Regions from separate parts of the Homo sapiens genome. Here all the other regions are linked to region 3. Evidence: chromatin contacts called from ENCODE Hi-C or POLR2A ChIA-PET data. All regions are on one chromosome and are shown on one strand. Each heading gives the region's core, a stretch centred on a gene start or an enhancer-like site at or near the end of the contact. The rest is flanking DNA. Distances are from core to core; before and after follow the strand shown. Region 1 holds the start of STK38 (serine/threonine kinase 38). Region 2 overlaps PXT1 (peroxisomal testis enriched protein 1). Region 3 holds the start of MAPK13 (mitogen-activated protein kinase 13).

What was found. A loop is a pair of places that touch in the nucleus more often than their neighbours do. ChIA-PET counts read pairs that join two places held with the same protein, here RNA polymerase II (POLR2A). Pooled maps may share reads with other maps.
Region 1: a loop to region 3 is called in a pooled map, with 6 times the contacts of the local background. The contact joins the promoter of STK38 here to the promoter of MAPK13 in region 3. A Hi-C loop is called at or near these places in 9 of 50 pooled maps. POLR2A ChIA-PET finds 5 or more read pairs at or near these places in 6 of 52 experiments (GM12878, H1, Panc1 and 3 more).
Region 2: a loop to region 3 is called in a pooled map, with 4 times the contacts of the local background. The contact joins the enhancer-like site here to the promoter of MAPK13 in region 3. A Hi-C loop is called at or near these places in 1 of 37 single-sample maps with no recorded cell type and 8 of 50 pooled maps. POLR2A ChIA-PET finds 5 or more read pairs at or near these places in 3 of 52 experiments (HepG2, activated T-cell and activated naive CD4-positive, alpha-beta T cell).

The regions. Positions count from the first base shown.
Region 1 is chr6:36,546,029-36,549,125 of GRCh38, reverse strand. It overlaps STK38 (serine/threonine kinase 38), which reads left to right and starts at 1,647. Exons shown (of 14, transcript NM_007271.4): 1 at 1,647-1,936. RefSeq lists a silencer at 1,502-1,841 and an enhancer at 1,589-2,112.
Region 2 is chr6:36,421,366-36,424,942 of GRCh38, reverse strand. All of the region lies in intron 3 of PXT1 (peroxisomal testis enriched protein 1), which reads left to right. Among named protein-coding and RNA genes, the nearest start is that of PXT1, 20 kb to the left of the region's middle. Within about 2 kb of position 1,587, at least 30 of the 41 ENCODE cell types and tissues checked have a DNase peak (open chromatin) inside an H3K27ac peak, as active enhancers do.
Region 3 is chr6:36,128,458-36,131,880 of GRCh38, reverse strand. It overlaps MAPK13 (mitogen-activated protein kinase 13), which reads right to left and starts at 1,368. Exons shown (of 12, transcript NM_002754.5): 1 at 1,180-1,368; 2 at 481-610. The coding sequence starts at 1,298. RefSeq lists silencers at 363-472, 1,113-1,182, 1,223-1,472 and enhancers at 603-722, 614-1,217.

The DNA.
Region 1 (3,097 bases), core at 398-2,897, 420 kb before region 3:
CCCCCCACCAAAAAAAACATATATATAAGAGAGAAGAGAGAGTGAAATTCCTCTTCTGAAACTGGGAAAGTTCCAGGAGGAAGATAAGGTTTGAGCTGGGCTTTGGAAGGAGGAAAGAGAAGAGGAGAAAGAACATTGGATTTGCAGACAGAAAATGGGGTTCCCCTCTTGGCTACTTGGCTTACTAGCCGTGGGAATTCAGACAAGTCACTTAGCTTCTCTAAGTATCAATTACTTCATCTGCAAAACCTCGTGTGTCACTGCCAAAGTGAGGACCAAGTGAGATTAAATAAGTGAAAGTTGTTTGTAAACTGTAAAGCATTATGCAGACATCTTGGACTATTATTAAAAGCTTAAGAATGGGTAGGACTTTGACAACAGGCATTTGGGGAGAAGGGCCTCTGGGCAGAGAGAATGAAAGGCGAAGTGATTGATTGATATGTATGTAGTGACTGATTGAGACAGGGTCTCCCTCCGTTGCCCAGGCTGGGGTGCAGTGTCATGATCATGGCTCATAGCAGCCCTGAACTCCTGGACTCAATCAATCCTCCTGCTTCAGCCTCCACAGTAGGTGGGACCACAGGCACTTGCCACCATGCTGGCCAATTACAAAAATTTTTTTAGAGGTGGATTCTCCTTATGTTGCCCAGACTGGTCTCAAACTCCTAGGCTCAAGCTATCCTCCCACCTGGACCTCCCAAAGTGCTGGAATTACAGGCAGGAGCCACCGCGCCTGGCGAGAAGTGATTTTTGTTAAGAGGCTAGACAAAAGGAAACTGGGCTTTGAAGATGAAATGAATGAATAACTCGCAGCACATGCTTCCTTCTCTCCCTAGATGGCCCCTTTGCAGGCAGTCAGGGACCATGTCTCGTTCATCTTAGTTTCCAGGAGCTTGACACTTTGTAGTTGAGGGCTTTGTGCTCCATTCTCAAGAAACGACAAGTGCCCAAAGGCTATTAAACTTGGGACCTCTTTACCCCCAAAAGTAGTACAGAATAAGAGTTGGGTGGCCTTGAAAAGCACCTTCTTCTGTCCACACTGGGTCGCCCGCTGGGTAACCTCCCAAACCTATGAGAGCTCACCTTATCCCAGGTAAGGTCCTTACTTTAAGGAAGAGGAGGGGGGCCAAGGGCTCCAGCAGACCTGTTCTACACGGGGTAGGGGGGTGGGTGGGAACTATACAGGTGACAACATTTCATAGAACTACACACACACTCACACACACGCACATGACTGCATACCCAACAGGTTAAATCCGAGTGTGGTCTGTAATGAAGTTAATTGTATTGGTTTAGTTAATTGTATTGGTTTAGTTAATTGTATTGTGCGAATGTCAATTTCCTGGCTTTGAGAATGTTGTATCTTAAGAAAAATGTTGAGGTAAGCTGGGTGGGTGATGGTATAGGGAACCTGTATGTATTAATTTTGCAACTTCTTGTGAGTCCATAATTATTTCGAAGTAAAAAGTAAAACAAAAGAAAACAATGGAACTTCCCCCTCAGCCCAGCCTACTTCGAGACCGCCTCACACTCACACATCTGGCCTCACCCAGGTCCAGCCAGCCCTAGGCAGGGGGTGAAGGGAGGGGCAGGGCGGGGCCACGCAAGCGCAGTTCCGCAATCCCGGCCGCTCCGGGAAGTCGCGCATGCGTAGTCTCGGCCCCGGGCTGCCGCGCCAGCCCGTCTCCGCGGCGGGGGACCGGGCTGCCTTGGCCCCTCAGCGCTCGCGTCTTTTCCGGCAGTTGGAACGCTTCCTGTTGTCCTCACCCGTAACCGCCTGTTGCCCCCTGTCTCAGAGTCCCTCACGCGTCCCCTCCCGTCTTTGGCTCGTTGGCTGCCGCCGCCGGGGCTTCGCCAGCCTTCAAGTCGAGACTACTGGCCGAAGGGGCGTCTGCGGCTCTCCGCCGTCCCCAGCCCTGCCTCTCCCTGGGCTCTGGTGAGTTGCTTGCTGCCGCCGTCTTCACTCCATCCCGGGGTTTTTCCTTTATCTCCTCCTTCCCCAACCTCCGACTCCTTCTTGGGCTTTCTCCTGCTCGCCGGCGCCCTCTTTCAAGCCCTAACCTCTCAGCCTCTTGGCCTCTCTCCGCCCCTCTCCTTAACCCCCTTCTTCCCCCGTCTCCAGATGCCCCTTGTTGGCCCTCTCCACATTTTTCCAGTCCCAGCCTTTCCACCCCATCCTTTATCTTTCTCCTTTTGCAGTTGGAGCGGGAGCCAGGCTTTCCTTTCCATGTTGCCACCTTTGTCTGCTCCCTGCCACCAGTCAGTCCCTCAGGGATCTCGGTCATCACCGGTTTTTATCTCCTTTTCCTTCTTCTGGGGTCTGTGAACTGTGGTCTGAGGCAGAGATGTCGAAAGCCCCCCTTGGGGTGTGGTATCTTTGAGTCGGCTCCTTTCTCCGTTAGTCTTAGGATACTGGGCTTCAGATAAGCTTCAAATCACAGGAAAAGGCAGGGAAAATTCTTAAGAAGAGAGTGGAAAAGCAACAGCCAGAGGAAAAAGTCGGTAAGGGCTTAGAGGAAAGTCTGTGTCAGAAAGCGGGCAGAACGGCCGGCAGAGAGACCAGATCTCTCAGTTCATTCTGAAACGACTAAAAGACTCGGAGAGAAACTTGTTCTGTTTGAAATGCACCGAGGAGGGTTGGAGTGAAGTAGACCCTGAGTGTCTCCACCCTTTGAGCTCACCCTGCCTCTGAATTAGCCAGGCAATATATTTGGTTTCCCTAAACATAAAACAACCACCACCTCGATAACAGGCTCTCCTCCCCACCCTAAACGTTAGATACCAGCTTCCTCCTAAGAGGAGAGAACGCTATAGCAAACCATTTCATGTCCCAGCCCTATCCCCCATCACACATAAACTCCTAGGAATGGACATCAAAAATGAGTATATTTCCTAGTTAATCTTTCTTAAGGTGCTAAGTGCATAGCACTGTGCATGAAATGGGGGAAGAATATTAAAACAAGTATAAGACATGGTGCTTGCTTTCTAGTGTAGGTAGAGATTACAGTTTAGTAGGATTTACAGTTCAGTGGGAGAGATTAGACATGCGACTTAAGCAATAATCTTAGCTCCAATGTTGAATCGTCCAAATGAAAGA
Region 2 (3,577 bases), core at 338-2,837, 290 kb before region 3:
CCACCACACCAGATTTTTTTTTTGAGATAGAGTCTCACTTTGTCGCCCAGGTTGGAGTGCAGTGGTACAGTCTCGGTTCACTGCATGCCCGGCTAATTTTTGTATTTTTAGTAGAGCCGGGGGTTTCACCGTGTTGGCCAGGCTGGACTCCTGACCTCAAGTCATCCGCCCGCCTCGGCCTCCCAAAGTACTGGGATTACAGGTGTGAGCCACCGCGACCGGCCTGGTATCCATTTTTTAGAAAGCACTGAATTGACTGAAATTTTGAATCTTCATCTGTTTTTGTATTTGTTTTTGTTTTTTTGAGACGGAGTCTCGCACTGTCACCCAGGCTGGAGTGCAGTGGCGCGATCTCGGCTCACTGTAGCTCCGCCTCCCAGGTTCACGCCATTCTCCTGCCTCAGCCTCCCGAGTAGCTGGGACTACAGGCGCCCGCCACCACGCCCGGCTCATTTTTGTATTTTTAGTAGAGACGGGGTTTCACCGTGTTAGCCAGGATGGTCTTGATCTCCTGACCTCGTGATCTGCCCGCCTCGGTCTCCCAAAGTGCTGGGATTACAGGCGTGAGCCACCGCGCTCCGCCTGAATCTTCATTTGTTAATTCCGTTGTCAACAACAATTATTCCCCAAAGTCTGAGATTGTGTCACCTATGAACACCTTCTAGGAACTTGTAATTTTTTTTAAGAGACGTAATTCACTTAACATAAAGTTCACCCTTTTAAAGTGTACGGACAGAGGGTTTTAGTATACTCACAACGTTGTGCAATCGTCGCCACTATTCTAAGATTTTATGTTTTATTGTAAACTCTTTCCAGTATGTTTTCACACTCTACCTCCTGATCCTCAGATTCCTTGTGAAGCTGATCGCTGTCTTCCGAGGCGTTCTGTGGGCGTTGCTACTTTTGCCTCAAATGCTTTCCTAATTACAGTTTCACTTCAAAAGAAGAGGCAGGTGAAGTTACTAACGCTGCTGCCCTTGATTTAGAGTTAACAACCCACTAGCTAACGTACATGCTTGTTTTCATGCCTAGAACTCCCGTTTTACCATACGCGAGTTATATGTCAAATCTCATTAGTGACTGGTAGTCTGGTGGGCCACCAATGTGCTTTCAACGCCTGCCAAACAATTAGAAACCAGGGATCTTCCAATAAAGTGCTGTCTCCCATGTCCTCCCACTTCTGGCCCAGGACACCTGGGTTGCCTTTCTGTTCAGGCAGCAGCGCGTTTCTCCCCTTCATCTTTATGATACCACTGAAGAAATGAGGGATGTGCGGAATGAGGGGGCGGTGTGAGGGGGCACGAACTTGTTATTACGGCGTCGAGAACGCCAGATAGAGTAACCAAAGACTGATAGAATAAATAACGCTGGTGTGTGTAATTCGGGAACCCGGCCTCCCTAACTCCCGCTCCCGCCAGGAGCCCGAGGCGAGCTACGCGCGCGCCGCCGCCGGCCGCGTCGCCATGTGCGCTCCCCATTGGCCACAGCTGGCCCACGTGACCTCTATCGCCTAACCTGCTCGTCCGCGCGCGCGCTTTTTCCACCACAGAAAGCCTAGGGCGGGAGCGGGGTTCTCACTGGTTGCGCGGGTCGCGCGCCCAGCTAAAGTGCGCGAGGTGGTTCCGAGGACCTGGCGGCGCTCTCTGGCGGGGAGCCTGAGAAAATGCCTAAGTACTGTCCAGAGGAAAACTCTTACTGAGGAAGCAGGAGATTGAGGAGGTCCACCTCTCCCCTCAGTGGCTTCTGTCCGGGGCTGTGACACAGACAGACTGAAAATGGAAACCACAAGGCAGGAATGTGACTCGCTGAAGCCAAGATTTATCTCTTTGGGGGCGCTCTACACATACAAACATAACTCTTCGGGGGAAAATACATAATTTTTGTATGGGGAATTCAAAGCCACATTTTCTTAGAAGAGTTGAGGGTCGTGGGAAGTCCAGAGCAACCATCCTGATACACATCATTTAAGGGAAATTAGAAACTCCTGGGGAAACAAAGATGAGTAAAAGCAAAAGGAGGCCCTGCCCACCATTGCTGTGCGGGAATGGAGTGATTTGACAAGGGGCAGAAGTGTAATAATTACTGATGGGAAAGGGCTAAATAAATAAATGCGTGTGCATGTGTGTGTAAGTAGTATAAATGGGAAATATAATTGTAGAATTCAATAGAGAGTACAGTTTAGCTTATTTTTCTCTTTAAGAGTGCTTGGAAGCTTTGCTTTTGCTTTTTTTAATTTTTTGCCTCGATGGCTCACCAACCCTTCCTCCTCTAGATATACATTTTCTTTTTTAATTCGTTCATTCATTCCAGAAATTCTAGAACCTACTATATTCCAGGCACTGTGCTAGGTACTGAGATGACAGTGATAAATAAAAACAGTACCAGTTCCTTCAGTCATGGAGCGTATGGTCTGGTAAAGGAAGCAGACAGTAGTTAATTGCACATATCAATGTTAAATATAATGTGATAAGTGCTAAGGAGAGGTCTAGATGTCATAATGGGGGATTTGACCTAGCAGGGAGATCAGAGAAGGCTTCCCTCAAGATGCAACCCCTGACATGAGACCTGAAGGGGTTAAGGGGGATGGAGGTTGCAGACAGAGGGAGCAGCTTGTGCAAGGGAGAACTGGGAGCCTCTCCCCTTCCAATTACTGCCCATCTCACCCATTTCCACTATACATACATTAATCTTGCCCCTTAGTTCTCAGGAGACATTTGTTCTCTTAATTCCAAGTTCTTAGGGAGTGCCTGGTTGTAACCTACAATGATTGTTAAAGACAGTGTTATTCAATAGGTAAGTATACATATCTAATATACATATCAATATACATTTAATATACAATACATATTAATATACAGTCTAATATGCATTATCTCTGTTGTTTTGTATAAGAAAAATATACAATGACTGTAACAAATCGTAGGATATGATATATCTCAATAGAACTAAAAGTGCTGTAGACAAAGTAGTGAGAGATCACATGATTTTGGAAGACTCAAAAAAGGCATCTTAGAGAAAGTAATTTTCAAAAATCATTGAGGTAAGATTTGGTCAGATAAAGATACAATTTAGTTAGAGCATAGGGTTCTAAAAGAAGAGTAAGGAGGTTGGACCAATCAGTTGAAATACATTCCAAGGGCTTTGAAAACCAGTCTAAAAAGTTTGTAGAAACTAAGCTAGTGCAGCGGCTTGCCTCTGTAATCCCAGCTATTCCAGAGGCTGAGATGGGAGGATTGCTTGAGCCCAGGAGTTTGAGATCAGCCTGGGCAATGTAGCAAAACACACTCTCTAAAATATTTTTAAAAGTTTGTAGAAATTAAAAAGTTCTATTTAAGTTTTAAAAACTTTCCTGAGATACTTTTTCTCCCCTAATATTTGTCTTGGAAAATTTTAAATCTACAGAAAAGTGGCAAAATTAACTCTGTGGTTATTCGTAAACCCTTCCCACAGATTAATCAGTTTTGTTTTGCTTTGCTTTTTTTGAGACAGGGTCTTACTCAGTTGCTCAGGCTGAAGTGCAGTGGCGCGATCATAGCTCATGGCAGCCTCGAACTCCTGGGCTCAAGTGGTCTTCCTG
Region 3 (3,423 bases), core at 119-2,618:
CCTTGCTGTGCTTTAGTTTCCTGTCTGTGACATGGGGGCAGTAGTACTCATATATCATGAGGACTAGACAAGTTAGTGTATGCAGAGCTCTTAGAACATAGGAAGTGCTCAATATGTGTATATTGCTATTGTTATCAGGGTCACGTGGACACAACGCTAACTAGGATTCTAGTCCCAGCTGGCCACAAGCTCTCAGACATGGAACCAATTACAAAGTTCCCCTGTGCCAATTTCCTCTGTAGGATAACACAGTCTGTACCTCACAAAGTGCATTCTGCCAAAAATACCCTTTGACCTCTTCCTGGAAAGTGGGCAGGGAAGGTCTCGGCACCCCCTCCTTTCAATAGTGAGGCGAGAGGCACCGTCAGGGGAGCAGGGAGGAGACTGTCCCGAGCTCTCCATACCGGGAGGCCCCGCCTGCGCCTGCCCCTGACTCCCCAGGGCAGCCCCCACCCCCTCCCCGGGGCAGCCACCACCTACGTTCTCATGCTGCATGTGCTTCAGCAGCAGCAGCTCCCGGTAGGCGCGCTTGGCGAAGATCTCGGACTGAAAGGGTCGGCTCAGCTTCTTGATGGCCACCTTCTCCCCTGACCGCTTGTCGATGGCCGAGCTGTCGGGCACAGGCCGGTCAGCAGGCGAGGCTCTCCTCCTGGGCCGTATCTCCCAGACCGCCCTGACCCCTCCCACTGGGCAGCTGGGCTGAGAGGGGACTAGGCCCACCACCTAGAATATGGGGGAGCCGCGGGACGCAGGGCAGGGAGTAGGAAGCCAGGCAGGAGCTGAGAGAGGGGCACAGCGCCAGGGGCAGCAACGTCTCATTGCGACGGGATCCACGGCAGGGCGGGAGTCTCACTCTGTCTGCAACTTGGCGAGCCACCTCCCCCTCTTGGGGCCTCGGTGTACTCGTCTGTAACAGTGAGGATCTGCCCGATGAACTCTGGGGTCTTGCAAGTGTACAGTCCTGGAGAACCAGGCCCAGTCCCAACTCAACCCCCAGAGACCTCACTCAGCCACTCGGTGAGAAAAGGGAGATGGCCGCTGGGTGGCCCCGGGGAGGGCGCTGGGCCTTGAGGTCCGCGGTCAAGGTGGCGCTGGCGAGGGGCCAGCCCAGGGCGGGCTGGGCGGAAAGGGGAGAGCCTGGCGCCCGCCCCCCGCCCCCCAGCGGCCCAGGGGTCTCACCACACGGAGCCATAGGCCCCGCTGCCGACGTGCGTCGGGGACACGTAGGTCTTGGGCAGCTCCCAGGCTGTCTTGTTGACGTCCTGCTTGTAGAAGCCCTTTTTCCGGATGAGGCTCATCCCGGGCACCCGATCTCGGCGGCCCCAGCGTGGCGGCTGCGTTCGCGGCCCAACGGGCTCCCAGCGCCCCGACCCCCGCTGCGCCCGCCCCGCGCCGCCCGCTCCTCCCCCGCGCGAGGGCGGGGGCCCCGGGCTGCTACGCTCCCACCTGCCGGCTCGCCCAGGTGCGCCGGGGCCGCCACGCCCGGGCCTGTCCAGCCCTGCGCTCCCGCGCTTCCGCCCGGCCCGACGGAGCCACTGCGGCAGGTGCGGCCCAGGCACGGGGTCGGGGCTGCCCAGCGGGACCCCGGTGCCTCCCAGCCGAGCGCGGGCCAGCGGCGGGGCTGGTGGGTCCAAGCAGGAGCGGGGAGGCAGTGCTTCCCAGTTCCCTCCAGCCCCGGTCTCCGTAGGAAGAGCTCCCTGTGACTGTGAACACACAGGAAAGCAGAACAAAACCCCACAACCTCTTCATTATGGAAAATGTCAAACATGCAGGAAAGAATTGAACAGAGTAAGCCAGCGCTTCTCACACTTCAGTGTGCTCAGGAATCCCCTGGGCATTTTATTTGATTAAAATACAGATCCTGACTCAGTAGGTTTGGGGTGGAGCCGAGATTCTGCATTTCTAGCCAGCTCCCAGGTCTGAGGCTTCTGAACCACATCTGATAGGAGGTTCTAATGAACCCCCGTGACCCCAATTCCCCAGCAACCACAACTCATAATCAATTTTATTTCATCCACATTCCTCTCCCACCATCGTTTTGAAGCAAAACCCAGGCGTCATATCATTTTATTCATAAATATTTTTGTATCTCTAAAACGTAAGGATTTTTAAAAGTACGTATCCACAATACTATATATATATATTTTTTGAGACTCTGTCGGAGTGCAGTTGCCATCTCGGCTCACTGCAACCTCCGCCTCCCGGGTTCAAGCAATTCTCTGCCTCCGCCTCCCGATTAGCTAGGATTGTAGGTGCCTGCCACCAAACCCGGCTAATTTTTGTATTTTTAATAGAGATGGGGTTTCACCATCTTGGCCAGGCTGGTCTTGAACTCCTGACCTCGTGAACCACCCGCCTCGGCCTCCGAAAGTGTTGGGATTACAGGCGTGAGCCACCGCGCCTGGCCCACAATACATTCTTAAACCTAAAATTAATAGCACTAATTCTATAATACCAAATATCCACGCAGGTTCAAATGTGCAGGATTTTTGTTTGTTTTTGACATGGAGTCTCACTCTATTGCCTAGGCTGGAGTGCAGTGGCGCCATCTCAGCTCACTGCAACCTCCGCCTCCCAGGTTCAAGCAATTCTCTTGCCTCAGCCTCCTGAGTAGCTGGGACTACAGGTGCACACCACCACTCCTAGCTAATTTTTGTATTTTTAGTAGAGACGGGGTTTCACCATGTTGGCCAGGCTGGTCTTCAACTCCTGACCTCAGGTGGTCCGCCCACCTCAGCCTCCCAAAGTGTTTGGATTACAGAAGTGAGCCACCGCACCTGGCCCAAATGTGCAGTTTTGAACACAGTTTCTGTGGACTTCCTAAGGCTCTATGAGGACAATGACTAATTGGGGCCCTTGCCACCTGTCTGGTGGCCTGTGCAGCCTGATGGAGATTCTTTGCTCAAACCACAAAGGCCTCTGAGGAGCAAGGTGGGCAGGTGGGGGGAGGAGATGGCTGCAAGGGCTCTGGATGCCCAGCCTGACTTGTCCAACCCCTCTCTTGCCCAGGCATGGGGCTGTGGAAGGGGCGGGGACCACCTGCTTCACTTTGTCAAAAAGAAGGTCTATTGAACAAGGAAAGAAATTTGCTAGGGGCTTACAGCAAGCCGGGGGCCCACACTAGGGAGTCTGCAGCCCCCAAACTCTGTGCCCCAAGCCCTCCCGGGCAGTCCTGCAGCCTCAGGCACAGCCTGGAAGATCATTCTGAGATGAGGGTGGGGTGCCATCATCACACAACAACACCTGCCATTATTTCAGTCAGGCAATCTGTCTTTTTCATTTCTGGCACATGGCAATATAACAGCAAATGTGTGGAGAATGAATGGAGGAGTCAGCCCATTAGATGTAAAAGAGTCATTTAATACACACTTGTGTTTGCCATGTGCCCGTCATTAAGTGTTTTATATAACTCACTTAATCCTG